Regions from separate parts of the Homo sapiens genome. Here all the other regions are linked to region 3. Evidence: chromatin contacts called from ENCODE Hi-C or POLR2A ChIA-PET data. All regions are on one chromosome and are shown on one strand. Each heading gives the region's core, a stretch centred on a gene start or an enhancer-like site at or near the end of the contact. The rest is flanking DNA. Distances are from core to core; before and after follow the strand shown. Region 1 has its middle 140 kb from the start of SLC24A3. Region 2 holds the start of RBBP9 (RB binding protein 9, serine hydrolase). Region 3 holds the start of LINC00652 (long intergenic non-protein coding RNA 652).

What was found. A loop is a pair of places that touch in the nucleus more often than their neighbours do. ChIA-PET counts read pairs that join two places held with the same protein, here RNA polymerase II (POLR2A). Pooled maps may share reads with other maps.
Region 1: a loop to region 3 is called in a map of GM12878, with 2.3 times the contacts of the local background. The contact joins the enhancer-like site here to the promoter of LINC00652 in region 3. A Hi-C loop is called at or near these places in 1 of 168 maps with a recorded cell type or tissue (GM12878), 11 of 37 single-sample maps with no recorded cell type and 7 of 50 pooled maps. POLR2A ChIA-PET finds 5 or more read pairs at or near these places in 1 of 52 experiments (GM12878).
Region 2: a loop to region 3 is called in a map of B cell, with 26 times the contacts of the local background. The contact joins the promoter of RBBP9 here to the promoter of LINC00652 in region 3. A Hi-C loop is called at or near these places in 13 of 168 maps with a recorded cell type or tissue (B cell, CD4-positive, alpha-beta T cell, CD4-positive, alpha-beta memory T cell and 7 more), 7 of 37 single-sample maps with no recorded cell type and 27 of 50 pooled maps. POLR2A ChIA-PET finds 5 or more read pairs at or near these places in 12 of 52 experiments (CD4-positive, alpha-beta T cell, CD4-positive, alpha-beta memory T cell, CD8-positive, alpha-beta T cell and 8 more).

What each region holds. Positions count from the first base shown.
Region 1 is chr20:19,073,756-19,077,013 of GRCh38, reverse strand. No RefSeq gene overlaps it. Among named protein-coding and RNA genes, the nearest start is that of SLC24A3, 140 kb to the left of the region's middle. Within about 2 kb of position 1,618, at least 4 of the 41 ENCODE cell types and tissues checked have a DNase peak (open chromatin) inside an H3K27ac peak, as active enhancers do; they include GM12878, where a contact is called at or near this core.
Region 2 is chr20:18,495,504-18,498,716 of GRCh38, reverse strand. RBBP9 (RB binding protein 9, serine hydrolase) reads left to right here and starts at 1,492. Exons shown (of 5, transcript NM_006606.3): 1 at 1,492-1,648; 2 at 2,837-2,879. The coding sequence starts at 1,550. RefSeq lists enhancers at 1,330-1,389, 1,490-1,539, 1,143-1,707, 1,560-1,719, 1,890-1,939.
Region 3 is chr20:18,793,109-18,796,371 of GRCh38, reverse strand. LINC00652 (long intergenic non-protein coding RNA 652) reads left to right here and starts at 1,788. Exons shown (of 4, transcript NR_026883.1): 1 at 1,788-2,204; 2 at 2,569-2,707. It overlaps LCDR (lysosome cell death regulator), which reads right to left and starts at 2,323. Exons shown (of 1, transcript NR_026885.1): 1 at 307-2,323. RefSeq lists an enhancer at 2,108-2,647.

The DNA of each region.
Region 1 (3,258 bases), core at 369-2,868, 280 kb before region 3:
AGCAAAACTGAATGCAAAGGACAAGGCATACTGATTTTGCTTAATAAGTGAAAATTTTAATTCATACATAAAGTGTTTCACCAAACTTGAATAATACTATTAAAATTGCATTTTAATTCTTTTTGGCCGGGCGCAGTGGCTCACACCTGTAATCCCAGCACTTGGGAGGCCAAGGCAGGCAGATCACAAGGTCAGGAGATCAAGACCATCCTGGCTAACATGGTGAAGCCCCATCTCTACTAAAAGTACAAAAAATTAGCCGTGTGTGGTGGCGGGCACCTGTAGTCCCAGCTACTTGGGAGGCTGAGGCAGGAGAATGGCTTGAACCCGGGAGGCGGAGCTTGCAGTGAGCCGAGATAGCACCACTGCACTCCAGCCTGGGTGACAGAAAGAGACTCCATCTCAAAAAAAAAATTCTTCATAACTAATGAACACATAAAGAAATTTGTTATTTTTTGTATTACTATGCAGTTAGTATTGAATCATTTTGTTCTATAGAGGAGGACGTGTTGAAATAATCTCTGGGTGTCAAATAGGCACTCCTGCTGCTAGGAAATAGGTACTGCCATAGTATCAGCATTTTACAGATGAGGAAACTCAGGCATAGTGGGCTGACGTGGCCTTTCCCAGTGGCAGAGCAGGGAAGTGGCAGAGCAAAGATTCAAAGCCAGGCAATCAGTAGCCATCACCTTTCCCTGACATGACATGAATATGCTTCCATTTGGTAGTGTGGTTGATTGAAAGCTGGGGCACTCACTTATAATTTATTCATAGCTACTTTTATTTATAGCTGTGTTATTTGTTGTGCCAACTCGCACATGCTTAAGTTAACATAATCAAAATACATCATTCGGACCTATAGCCCAGTGATTCTACTCTTAGCATGCACCCAAGAGAAAGAGTCCATGCTATACAAAAGGATATACAAGAGTGTTCATAGTAGCACAGAAGCCAGACACAAAAGGGTATATATGGCATGATTCCATTCATACGATGACAAAAACAGGAAAAACTAACTGATGAAAATAGAGGTCAGAATGGTAGTTGCCTGCGGAGTTATTGACTGAAAGAGGAAAATAAGGAACCTTCTGGAATACTAGTAGGATTCCAAATCTTGATCTGGGTGCTATTTATACAGGTGTAGAAGGACCGTACACTCCTAAGTGCATTTTAGGCATTTTATGCATGTTACGTCTCAATAGAAAGAGTAAAGAATAAAATAAAAAAATCCTTCCAGGCATTGCAAAGGAGAAATCCTGGACCGAGAAAACAGTTGACATTTCTGGTCCCTCTCTTATACCTGGGCTTGGTGTACCACGTAAGCAACTCCCATGAAGACATGGCACCAGGCTCGCCGGGGCCTGTTTCCAACCTCCTAGAAGGAAGCTGGGCTGGGGAGGGTACCCAGGCAGGCAGGGAATCCCACTGCTGAGAGTCAACCAGCCCTTCCTTTGACCTTGGACAATGGAGAATGGAAGAAGTGCCCGGGCTTGAAGGGCAGAGCAGGACAGGGTAGGAGATACTTTCTATACTCTTAGCCATGCCAGTTGTCACAGTCCAACAGTTGGTGACACCACCCCCAGTTCCCACGCTGCAGGAAGGTGAGTCCTGCTCAAAAGGCAGCATTTGCCAACAGCTGACAGGAAGGAACTGCTCAGGATCCAGCCAGTGCTGCAAGGTGCCACTCAGCCCTGAGGGCAGAGCTGCTGACAGACACGGAGACCTGTCTGAGGGCTTCCGAGTTGGGCAACTGTGGGAGGGGACAGGAAGTGCAGGGGGATGTGGAGTTAACACAAAGGACAAAGTGACCACAACAGGACGCTTCCAGCACGTGATATTGCTACAAAGAATCATGGCTCATCTTTCATGTTCTGCTCTCTTCAGAATCTTGGTGTATTTCATTTTTTTCTTGCCCCAACCTGACCACATAACACCATTTTCTACTTGAAATAGCTTTCCGGGGGAATTTTTTTTAGCAATCAATCATACTAAAATTTTCTATCTACACTTTCCACATCTCTCTCACTTCCTCTAAAAATATGAAGTGATTTCCAATGGAGGAACACATTTCTGACTGTAGAAATAAACTTAAGGTTTTTCTCAAATATTCCCATTGCCCTGCACCCTACACAGACCACAACCAAGTAGTCTAACTCCACGCTCTTAACCAACAAACATTCCGCTTCTCCCAGGATCTAGGCAATGGCCAGCACTTGGTGACTGAGCAACGAATGGTTGGAAATAAGCAGTTTTCAATGTCGTGCATTGCTTGGACATTTTTCTAAAATATCTAGGATATAATTCCAAAGTAATGTAGCAAGTTGTTCATGCCAGTAATTCCATGGGAAGTTTAAAGGGTCACCTTAGTTGTGAGGTCTCACATAAATAAGACTACAGGACTTTTAACCTTTTCTCTGACTCTTTGAAGCTCACTCTGAGAAGCCTCAGATCTCCACTTCCTCCTGACTCAAATGCCAACAAGCCCCCCACATCATGCAGGTGCTCCAGGAATCTCTGCCAGTTAGTCCCTGGTGGTAAACTTGGGCTCACTCCACTGCAGATAGAAATCCCTTCTGGAGAAGGAAAACAAAGATTCAGAATTTTCTTATTCATGATGGAACAACCATGCTTAGAGGTTAATAAACATAAAAGGATGAGAAAATTGAGAAGGAGATAAAGGCGTATGGCTATTTCTCAAAGCCCAAAGCTGTTCAATTAGCTACTCAACCACAATTGCCCAAGGACGAACAAACTGCCACAGTCTGAAGCTCTGGCTCATAATATGAAGTAGATTTTCCTCATCATCTCCATTATCTAAGGAAAATCCAATCATTTTATAATTAGATCAAGTTGAGGGTAGGGCAACCTACCCATGAGAAACCACCTATTCCATTTTCTTGGGAACCCCCTGGTGCATTCTTATGCTGCTAAAAGATGTTCATTACTGTAAAAGAAGACATTTTACAGCTCAAAAGGCAATGTTCCCCAGAGCACAGGCACCACAGTAATTTGACAGAGGTCTCACGCTGTCACAATTAGCATGACTGAGTGATTTTCCAATTTGCAGAATGCCTTGGGAAGAGAAAAAAAAAACCACCCCCAAGAACACCACTCAGAAATAATCACAAGGAGCCCTCTTCCCATCCCTGCCTCCCTTTTAGGTCTCAGCTCTCTAGAGCCTGGTCTCACACTCCCGGTGCCATCCCTCTGGGGATGTTACAGGCTCAGGAAAAGGGCCCCTTCTTCTGCCCTCTAGTG
Region 2 (3,213 bases), core at 243-2,742, 300 kb after region 3:
TTTGCCATGTTGGCCAGGCTGATCTTGAACTCCTGACCTCAGGTGATCTGCCTGCCTCGGACTCCTAAAGTGCTGGGATTACAGGTGTAAGCCACCGCGCCCAGCCAATGAGGGATACATTTCTAATCATTGCTTCTTTTACTTCAAACCATGGTAAAAGGACCTAACAAATGATGCCTTTCTAGAAGAGTGAAGGCCTACTGGCAATGTTTTCTTTAACCCATGATGTGGGTTAGAGGAGTGAACCAATGTTTTGTTTTTGACTGATTATGAAGCAATGCATGTACCATTAAAGTTTCTTACCTACTTCGGGCCTTCATCTTTTATCTATCAAAGTCTAAGTTTATCCATGTATAAGGCTGGCTGCAAACTCCTTCACAAATAAAAGTATACCCCATAAGTGCACATAACAGACCCCTTTTCCACTTCTATTGTTTGTAGAGGCATAAGGAAGACAAAAAATATTGAAAGATAAGAGTTTCATGGTAGTAGAAGTCTTAATCTGTGAACTTGGGAAAAGCTGTTCACATCAAGGATGCCATTTTCTTCTTGGGAGAAATTTCCCAGGGTAGCTTTACCTCAAAAGTTCCAATGGGTGCACTGTTCCAAAAGTGTGGAGGGACCGTTCTCATTTGCGAGACCATGAACCCAAAGCCCAAGGTCCTGAAGTTTTGTTGTAGTGTGGATGACAAGGACAGTCTTCTCCAATGTTTCCAGAAAATTCAAACCATAAAAAGCTTTCTTTACCGGGGGAAAATACACTGTAGCATAATAATCTACTGTTATAACATCAGCCCTCTTGCATGGGAAAGCTTTTATACAACCAGAATGACAAATTGGAATTCAAATAACAATTGAATGAAATCCCCTTACAAAATGTTTAAATGGCCCACCCGGTGACCAAATGTACATGAAGCTTTGTTTGTCTTCCCAGGAATATGGGACTAAGCATTGGTTATAAACTATTTTAAACAATTTCAGTATCAGCTGGTTTAATATGAAAATCTGACGAAGTATTTTCTTGGTATTTAATTAAATTTTTGCTTGTTTTACTTGGGTTAGTAGCTTTATGCAAGGAAATTTCATTCAAAGCAATGAAAAACAACAACCAGGGCTGATACTGACTACTAAAAACTGTTTTAAACTCAGAAGGAAAAATAATATGGATTTCAGGCGTTCCCAGGTTATAAATGGGTTTTCTGCATGTTTGAAACCAAAAACAAACTTTCCTATAGAAATATCAGTAAATCTAGCAAAGAAATAACACACCCCAACCGTGTCATAGCCTGTCTTAAATAAGGGAAAAACATGAGAGCACTAGTAAGAGGCAAGTAAAGGGTGCTTTGCTTTACAATTGATGGAAGCTCGCAGGCTTTGTTCTTGGCTGCCCCACGCAGCCAGCGGAAGGCAGGCCAAGGAGGAAAGAGCCCGGCCTCCCAGGTCCCCGCAACTACAACTCCCAGGATGCCGCGGCGCAGGCTCCCTGCGGGAGCAGGCTGGGCTCAGCTCCGCTGGACCCGCGCTGGGGAACTCTGGCCTCGCTGCACTCATGGCTTCTCCTAGCAAGGCAGTGATTGTTCCCGGGAACGGAGGCGGGGATGTGACCACCCACGGCTGGTATGGCTGGGTGAAAAAGGAGCTGGAGAAGGTAAGCGCCCAACGCCGCTGCTCCGTGAAGTCAGCCTGGAGGGAGGGACGGCGGGAGAGGACTGAGGGCTGAAGTTTGAATAGGCGTCTAATCCCCTCTAGCAAAGCCCTGTGTGTTTTCCTGCCTCTCCCCCGCTGCCTTCTCTTAAAGTCTGAGCTAGTGGTCGAATTTTGACTGGTAAAACTGCCTGGAAGACTTCTCTGAGGGCTCAGCCTTTAGAGTTAAAGGAACCCCTTTGAACTACCGAGGCTGAGCCCCTGAGCCCCGCCCCCCGTATCTGCTGCTGGTTCAGATTTGGGACTTCCCAGATAATTTTACATGTTCACTGCTTCCCGCTTCAGCTTTTAAAAAATTAAATATGCTATACTTAATATATACAAAGGATATACGTAACATGCGTCTACATTATGAGGCATAATGTAATGAATTACCAAACTAAAACCTGGGACATTGCCTATACATCATCTTCCAAACGACCCTTATGTCTACCCATCTCAGTCCCGTGCCATCCTGAATTTTTTCATCTGCTTCTCTTTTTAAAATTGAAGTACTTTTCAACCTATGAATATACCTTTTAAACAACAGACTGTTCTATTTGGCTTCTTGGTGAGCTTTATAAAAGTGGCATCTTACTGTAGGCTGACCTGTGCCGTTTGATTTTTATTTTTTAACCCTCTTCTGTAACCAGGCGGTAAGTCGGCTCCCTGGGTTGCTGTCCTCTAGAGCGGGTCTCCAGAATAGATTGCAGCGCTGTGGCTGAAAACCCTGGTCAGAGTTACAACCCCAAAGGTCAGGGCTGGAGCTTCTGAGAGTATGCTGTCTCCAAATTTCTGTATCACGTTCCTGTGCCACGTTTTACCTACTCCCTGGAACACAGTCTATTTGGCTCCAGGTCAGTCTGTCTAGAACACATTTGTTCATGCCTCTCTATAGATGCAGGCCTGTAGAGGCAAATATGGGTGTACAAATGCAGATATAGGTCTCTCTATAGAGATCAGCAGAGCTGCCTAGATACAGAACTACAGATGGAGTTCATGCGAAAAGATGGTCACTTAACCTACTTCATTTCATAACACAAGTTAATACTGAATTGGTAACGATCATATCAGGTGCCTCATTTCTTATTAGCAAAGTATTAGTTGTAATTAAGCTCTTTATTATAGCTTTTTCTCCCCCCTCATATCATAGATACCTGGTTTCCAGTGTTTGGCTAAAAACATGCCCGACCCAAGTAAGTTTTAAACTTGTTTTTAAATAGCCTCATCTTGTTGGGTTTTGATATTACCATTTTTGTGGTAGAGAACAAGAATATCATAGTGGAGGAACCAAAGATGCCTATATACCTAAGAAAGAATAAGGCAAGCAGCTTGGGGAGGAGGGTGTGAACCAAAAGCCATAGAAAATTCTTTTTTTTTTTTTTTTTTCAATTCTGTGAATTTGTCATTTTTATTTATTTATTTATTTATTTATTTATTTATTTATTTATTGATCATTCTTGGGTGTTTCTCGCAGAGGGGGATTTGGCAGGGTCACAGGACAATAGTGGAGGGAAGGTCAGCAGATAA
Region 3 (3,263 bases), core at 539-3,038:
CTACATGGCAAAGGGTAGGTGTAAAGAGTCGGGACCAATAATGCAATTAATTGACCACACCCACAGGACAGTGTCAAGCCTTGGAAACCTTTCTTTCTTTCAAAAAAAAAAAAAAAAATCACCGAACTGTACCAAACTCATGTGCGAATATATTTTTTACATCCCAGTAACTCATTTGAGACTTTTAAACACATAGAACAAAGATCATGCCCTCCCTTCCTTCCCAGATATCATCACTGCAGGAATCTGGCCCATATAAAAGCATTCCTATTTTAGGACAAAACTAAACAAAGGCCCAAAGACATATGAATATCTAAAATTGAAAAAGTTTATTTATCTTTGAATATATCACAAGTATACTCAACTGGCAATATTTTTTTTAATTAGGTAAAATGTACAAGGTGTATCTTCCCACAAATTAATGAAACTGATTTTGAACAAACAAAATTGACACACAGATACATTTTCTAAGTGATGCACTTTTCCAATGATGTCAGCATTACTCAAAACATTTTTTAGAATATAAACATATAATTGATTTTATAATTGCTGTCAGAAACAAAGGCACATTCTTTTACTGTCCCAGAACATTCAAGATGCTTTCAATTTATTACAAGTACCAAAAGCAGCCACAACTCAAATGGCTCAAGCAGTTAAAGGAATTATTCTTTCCCATAAAAGCGGTCCTGAGGTAGGGCTACAGTGGCTGAACTTCTGCTATGATAAGTATTCAGGGGTTTCCCAGGACACAGCATCAATGCTAAAACTGGCAAAATCCCAATGGACTGATCCCTTCAATGGATGACAGGACCCTCTATGGCTGAAAGACTCTAAAGTTCTTAGTTCTTAGCTGTGACAGGACAGAGAACCGACATGTCCCACCTGCAGCCACACCCATCCCCTTATTATTACTAGATCTTATCAAAAGCTGACTTGAAGAGGAAAAAAGGCCAAAAGACTTCTTTTCTTCACCTAACCGCCGATGCCCTCCTTTTGGTTTTATGGTTCCAACCTGACAGCTACTCTGGGCTACAAAGAGCCCCTTCTTGACAGATGACTGCCAGCTGCAGGCTAGATCAGACTGGTCTCTGGAGATTGCACAGATCGTGAACTTGTGCCCTATGTTTCACCTTTTTGCATTTACAGCCTAATTATAATACATTTAAATGTTAAATCTTCACCCCAGAGTGAACACAGGTCATCCGCTTTTGGATATTCTTCATATGTAAGCCCAGTGCGTGTCTCTAACGAGTTTCCTCCATGAATTTTCATAGGCTTCTCCTGTATGCTACAGAATACGTATATCCTACCTCTCCACCTAGCATAAATACCTACCTTTTCTCCTTCAAAGTATGCTTTATGGCCTCAGGTAGAGGCCTGCTTCCTGCCTGCAAGTTGTAACCTCTTAGAAATAGTTATATTTTGTTTATTTTGATTCTTTTCAGTCGACACATGCAAACAGGAACGAGTTGGCTACTTGAGGGTTGGTTCCTTGTGCATCTCAGTGAGTCTTGAAAAACCCCAGATCCGTCCTTCCTTCCTGCCGCATGTCATCCTAAGGCCAGTGTCTGTCAGGGAGGCAAGGCAGCAGCAGTACTTTTGGGAAACATCCAGAATAACATTAAAAAGCCCCTTTTTCCCCACACGTGTCTTTTATCCAGAGGGTCTGTTTTCCACAAGTTCTTCAGTGATTTCTCCCCAGTCTCATTGGCTGGGATTGGCTTTCACGCCTCTTAACAGGATTGACCATGGTTCATCAAGGGTCAACTTGAAAGCTGAACCCTGCCAACTTTCCCTGAATCTCCTGACTATGGTGGAGGAGTGTGGATCCTGGAACTAAACTGAGGTGATAGGGAGGAAAAGAGAGAAATCAACAGTAAACGCTGCACATCCTCTGTCTGGTAAATGTGCATCACTGATTGTATCCAATCTAGATTCAACCAGAGAGACGGAAGCATTAAGAATGACATAGAATATGGAATTTGCTATAGGGATTTGAGCTTCTACATTTGCGGGAAGGAGCGAGTTGAACACTTAGGAACAGCTGTTGCTGCCGTGTCTGGTGGGGGGCCTGAGAGTGGCAGGACAAGCAGCCTGCCCCAGAAGTGGAAGAAACTGAAAGTGGAGTCCTGAGAGCTGAATCTGCCGCAGGCCCGCGGGCCGCCCGGGAATTAGGAAAGTTAGAGGGGATCCACGCCCACAAGGTAAGCCAGCAGATGGGGACAATTCCCCGGGCTGCGACAGTCCCTAATGTCGGGCACCTACCTTTCAAGCCTACGAGACGACAACACTGCGTCACTTCCGCCTCACGAAGCCCGCATCAGGTCACGTGGCGTGTGCTAACCCCGGAAACCTACAGGCAAGGAATTCTGGGAAACGTAGTTCCCGCTTAGCTAGGTTGACATGGTACAAAGCCACATTACCACGCTAAGTGTGGCTTTGATTTTTAGAAACCGCCTCATGCTAAGTCTAGGGAATACAGTGGTTGAATGGGGTGAGCGCTGACCTTTAGCTATTCTGGAGGAACATGTCACTTTCACTTATTTTCTTTCATGTTTTCCCACCCAGTGCTATGGACTCTGATCGCCCAACCAGAGCAAACCCAGAAGGACAACTCTCCAAGCCTTTCAATCACTCCCACTAACCCGTATTGTGGACACACTATTGTGAGGCCTACTAAGGATGTACTGCTGATGACCTTTTGAAGGTAAGTCAAATGCAGTTAATCCTAAGAGGTTGGTTAGCCCCCTGCATCTTACTGAACACAGTAAATCAAAAGCGCTGTGCCCTTGAGACAAATATGATAAATTCCCTCTGCAGTTTTGAAATGTTTATCAATGCTAAACAAGGTAGGGGGATGTGGGGAGCATGAAAACAGAAAGACAAGGTCTGACAGACACATGGGAGAGATGTCTGTTTCAGAGGCTTAGTTCAAGTGGTTACTGTATTTAGGCTATTTAATTTAAAGGTGGTTACTGTATTTACATACACATCAGAGAAGTCCAAAATTTTAAAGTAAAGATCAGTTTGCAAAGATCTTGTCAAATTATTCGTTTTAAAATGAGGACCCTTATAACAACACAGGTACTTGAAAATATTTTGCTAATGAAAGAAGCTGGACACAAAAGATTACACCATGTACAATTTCATTTATATGAAGTTCTAAAACAGGCAAAACTAATCTATGGTGGGAAAAAAATCAGAATAGAGTTCACCTTGGGAGTTGGGGGTAGACTTAACTGGAAAGGGGCCTAAGGACACCT